Linked DNA regions of Homo sapiens: region 1 is linked to region 2. Evidence: chromatin loops called from intact Hi-C (ENCODE). Cell type or tissue: left ventricle myocardium inferior. All regions are shown on one strand.

Evidence for each region. A loop is a pair of places that touch in the nucleus more often than their neighbours do. Peaks named below come from ENCODE experiments on the same cell type or tissue, not always from the same donor. Only the 100,000 strongest peaks of a DNase experiment are listed, where the experiment ranks them.
Region 1: it touches region 2 in a loop (3-fold over the local background); 70 of 110 quality-filtered maps call a loop at or near these places.

The regions. Positions count from the first base shown.
Region 1 is chr7:106,731,038-106,733,537 of GRCh38, forward strand. No RefSeq gene overlaps it. Among named protein-coding and RNA genes, the nearest start is that of LINC02577, 43 kb to the right of the region's middle. RefSeq lists an enhancer at 403-452. In left ventricle myocardium inferior, no CTCF peak of the experiment used is centred here; no DNase peak of the experiment used is centred here; H3K27ac peaks cover 1,067 bases.
Region 2 is chr7:106,551,458-106,553,957 of GRCh38, forward strand. No RefSeq gene overlaps it. Among named protein-coding and RNA genes, the nearest start is that of CTB-30L5.1, 46 kb to the right of the region's middle. RefSeq lists an enhancer at 1,414-1,713. In left ventricle myocardium inferior, no CTCF peak of the experiment used is centred here; no DNase peak of the experiment used is centred here.

The DNA.
Region 1 (2,500 bases), 180 kb after region 2:
GAGCAGGCTCAAGGTTGGGCCCCCAGGAATAACTCCTAGAACAATGCAGAACTGACTATCCAGGCAAGCTACTTGCTCTGCAGCAATCAGGATGGTGAGTAGCCAGCAGGCTGACACTGGAACTTTTGAGTTCATGAACCCACAAGGATAGCTGTGTCCCAGGATCAGAAAGTCAGGATCGAGAAGCTACTGCTGCCACACCACAACTGCCTATAACCATCTATGAAGCTAATGTCTGAACACTAGAACACCACTTCAGAAAAACGTGAGATCTTGGAGATGGTCCAAGATCTTGTTCACACACAGAAAAACAGACAATAGAAGGAAGGTGGCTTCTGTTTCACTTCTGCTTTCTACATGTAAAACAAAGCGTATTTAATAAATTCATCCAAAGGAGTCAGGGAAACGTGGTTTCCAGCATTCAAAAAAAGAGCTGGAAATGGCTGAGTGCCAATCAGCTATATCCAGCATACAAACACACTATAAATGCATACATGTGCATATGTGTACACACACGATCCCAGATGACAAGATTATTGGCCCTTTTTGTTATGTGAATTTTTGTAATAACCCCAACAGAAAATAGAAAATAATACAAATGAGAAACATGGAAAATTACAAAAGTCCCAAAATTTCACATAGGCTATAGAGTCTTGGCCTCTACAGTCACTGGTTACCGACTTCCTCTAAGGAATTAAGTGCATGTCCTATGGGCAGCCCTGTGGTTTTAATTATCTTGAGGTTCAGGCTCACCAGTGCTCTCTAGTACTCAATAATAAGGAGTCTGACTCCATTGTTGATGTTTAACAGCTGACAGCTGTCAAGCCCTGCCACGCCTCCTTCCTTTTGTGCCCCACATCCAAGCAAGCTGATAAAAAAAAAAATTTAAAAAAAGAAAAAAGAAAAAAAGCCTTGGTGCTCCTTTGGCACCGATGGGAAATTCAAACCATACAAACGTTGGCCAGCATGAGGAAACCAGCAACCCAGCCTCACTCCCTAACTATTATAAAACCCCAAGCAGGGAGGTTTCCCCTCCCTGCTCTTTCAAGGCATTTTCAGATCTGCTTGGGAGCCTGCCCTGTTCCCTCTAGAAAACCTCATTACATGTGCAATAAACCTTCCATCCCCTCTTTGTGTATGTGTGGCATCATGAGTCTTGACATCTAAACCAAATTTTGTGTGGGAGGTCCATCTCACCACCGAGGGATACCACAAGAGGTTCCACCCCACAACTCGCCACCAAAACACTCCCATATCATACATTTCTGACCCCATCCTTTCTCCCTCATGATCCTTTCTCCTACCTACTGATACCGTCCAGGCAGAAGGGTGTGTCTCTTTGTATTCAGTGGAGACTTGGCTTCTCTGCAGGACAAGATTGGGTGAAGCTCAATTTGCCAGAGCTCTGCTTTGCCCAGCGAAGTTTCTTTCAGAGCACTTCCTCCCAAAGACCGTGTTAACCTTTCTCCCTATTGTCAAATCTTGATTATCGCCTCATGCCCATGTGAAACTCCCTTAGTTGATAATTTCATCCACAATTGCTTGCTGCTGTCGTTGGTGTCTGTTCTCTCTGCTCTGCTCTGCTCTTTTGGAGCTTTGATGCCTGGCTTAGCACCTTTGCCCACCTAAAGACTCCTTTGACCCTGGAATATGAGTGATGATACTCTCAAAGACATTTAATTTCAATGATATTCACCTTGCAAACTACTAACACCACCATCCTGCCTCTCATCACTGTCATCACTTTCAGCCGAGATTCAGACATCTCCAGTCATTTGTCTGCTCCCATACTTTCTTCTTAATACTGCTCACTTTGTCTGGTATCAACTGCCCTTAGACATCTTCATTTGGATAACTCCTTCTCATCCTACTGGACTCAGAGCTTTCTGTTCTTTGTCAGGGCTATCACTGCCTTTCTATTGTCCCCATTATACAAAATACATTAAAAATAACAGGAATTGTAAATTGGCATCTTACAGTCTGCCTCTGGCTAGAAGCTATATTTTATTTGGCCAGCAATGGGTTTTTGAAAAAACACATTTTTCCGAAAGAATTCAAAGCAGGATCTCAAAAAGATACTTGGATGGCCATGTTCCTTGCAGTATTATTCACAATAGCCTAGAGGTGGAGGCAACTTGAATGTCCATCCACAGATAAATGGACTAACAAAATGTGTTATATACAGAAAATGAAATAGTATTTCACCTTTTAAAAGAAGGAAATCCTGTCACGTGCTACACCATGGATGCACTTGGAAGACATTATACTAAGCGAATTAAGACAGTCATAAAAAGACAAATACTGTATGATTCCACACATATGAGTTATCTAAAGTAGCCAAATGCATGGATACAGAAAGTAGAATGTTGGTTGGCAGGGGCTGGTAAGAGGGGGAACATAGGGAATTGTTGTTTAACATGTATAAAGTTTCAGTTTTGTGAAATGAAAAAGTTCTAGAGATCTATTGCACAAGAATGGGAATATACTTTATACTACTGAA
Region 2 (2,500 bases):
GAAAAAAACTAAATATCTCCTGAGGTCGATTATGGGGGTAAATAAGACTTGGGTAGGCTTCTCACCACTCAGCCAAAGAATACAAGCTTAACAAGAGTCAGTTATGTTGAATTACTGACATGCTGACATGCTGAGATTTTGCCTTTTCTATCCCCATCAGATTAACTGATAGCTTACAAGGCAAAACAGAAATCATTCTGGAGTCTCATGTCTACACCTGAGCATCAGTCTTTTTTTTTTTAACCCACAAACACTGGTCTTTGCAAGGTACTATAGTTCACTCCCCTGTCATAGAATACCTACATCTCTGTTATACATGACTTATAATGAGACTCTTCAATATGGCATTCTCTTGTTGATCAGCTGCCATGGCATTCATTCAGTATGGTAGAGAAGAGCACATTGATTGTTATTGCTATTGGCTAAATTTCCTGACACCTTGTCAGAATGACAAATGAAGGAAGCAGCAAGTCCTCACACAACCATGACTTCTTAGGCAGCATCACCTGGGGTTTCAACACCAGTAGTTATAGCAGGTAGACCATGAGCTTTGGGCCAAGACATGCCCAGTTCCAAACCCTAATTTAGACACATCCTAGAACCACAACAAGGTTTTTCCTTACTTGAAAGACTTTGTCAAAGGCTTGTTCCTGCTAGCTGACTCACTGCTGATACAGGACACGAGGAACCCCAGACATCCCACCATTCCTCATTTGGTGTCTGCCCACTTACACAGAACCCTGTCTGCCTCTTCTCTTGAGCCAGGCCCAGGTGGTAGGGAGCCACATTAAGAATGGTGGACAAAGAATGATAAACTCTCTCAAGCCCATTCCAGGACAATCCAAGTAATCTAAAGGAGGATTCATACAGGAAAACAAGTTAATACAATTAACCAGAATGAAGGGGTAAACTAGAGAGTTGGAAGGAAAGAGAGGAAAAAAACATAAGCAAAAGCTGAATGGTTGGGTGGTTCAAGGCCTAGATACTTTCATTAGGCCTGGAATTAAGTGGAAAAGCAATTCAGCTGCCTTCTGCATGAGAGAAAGAGAGAGGAGCCCGCATAAAGGCCATTTATGGTCCAGGACAGAGAGATGAAAGAAAGAGAATTTTTAGAGCCTGACAGAGAAGTTAGGAGGGAACAGTAGTAAAAAAGAGGGAAATTAGATAAGAAGACATTTTGAAGAAACACATAATTTGTTTATGTTTAAATATTTTATTCTTTGTGTGGTCTCAGTGGAAAATTGCCAAAGGGATGATGTGTTTTACTTGCTTCACAAAGGGCCTTGCACAGGGCCCCATGCACGCTTCCCATCCTTTATGGCTGACTCCTGCAATACATGTCCCCTAAACTCAGAGAACTCCCTTGAGGATCTCTTGTGTGGCCATTGCCCACATTGCTCTGGGATATCATGAGCATTGTTGCCTTGTACAGCTTTGCGGTTTACAAGAGAGTCGCTAAACATTTCACCAAAGTCATTCTGAAGATCCCCTTTCAACAGTTTCATGCAATGGCGATTTTCACTTCTGCAAAACTGCAATGAAGGCCACATCATCTTTTTTCAAGGTCTGTGAGTCACTTGAGATTATGGCTGTTATTAATAGACTGCAAAATCAACCATCTCCTTCTTCACCTCAGCCAGTCAGTTGAGCATTCAATATGTATTGAGAACCTATAATGCCTTTGCCTTCAAGAGGCACAGGTCAGTTCTGTCCTCAAGAAGCTGCCCCCAAGGTGTCCAGCTATGTTCCTATCTGGAGGGAGGAGAAGGCCATCCTTAATCTTTGGGGCTGATGAGTCCAGCGCTTCTTCAACATTTCCTGTCTCATAAACCCCTCCCCTCCCATTACTTTCTCTGAAAAAGTAATTTGATATTCTGGGAGAAAGGAGGAGTTTGGAGGGCAGGAGAGGTTTCCCACACCCCCAAATCATTCCAAGATGTCACTAAGGGCAGTCCTCTTTAATTCTTCATCTGCTGCTTTGGGGCATCTACCATTTGCTCAGTGGCACCATCTCACATGAAATCAAATATCCTCAAAATCCATCAACTGACGTCTTCTGTTGGAAAGGGATAACTTGGGTCTACTTCATTGGAACCTTCAAATTTAAGACTCTTGCCTAAGACTGTGGGTTGCTCTTCCATTACCACACCAATCAAATCAGCTGAATCTTAGAGAGCAGGGCTCTGAAGGAATAGAGGAGGGGTGAGAACACGCCAGGGGAGGACAGCAAGAGGTAAAAGATAAGTCTTTGACAGTCAGATCCCTGAGTACTAGGAGTGGACGTTTGGAGGCTCACTGAAAGGGAGAATGGAAAGATAAAAGACACCATAGAGCCAGGATGAACTCTGTCTACCACTGCACTTTGATGAGGTCCTGCTCAGTACATAGCTTAGAAAAATTCAAAGTCAAGTCAGGTCCCCTAAACCCTACCTAGCTAGGAATCACTGTATGTTCCCCTCCCTGAGTCATTTAAGTTGGCATAGGGGCAAACCAAATTTGG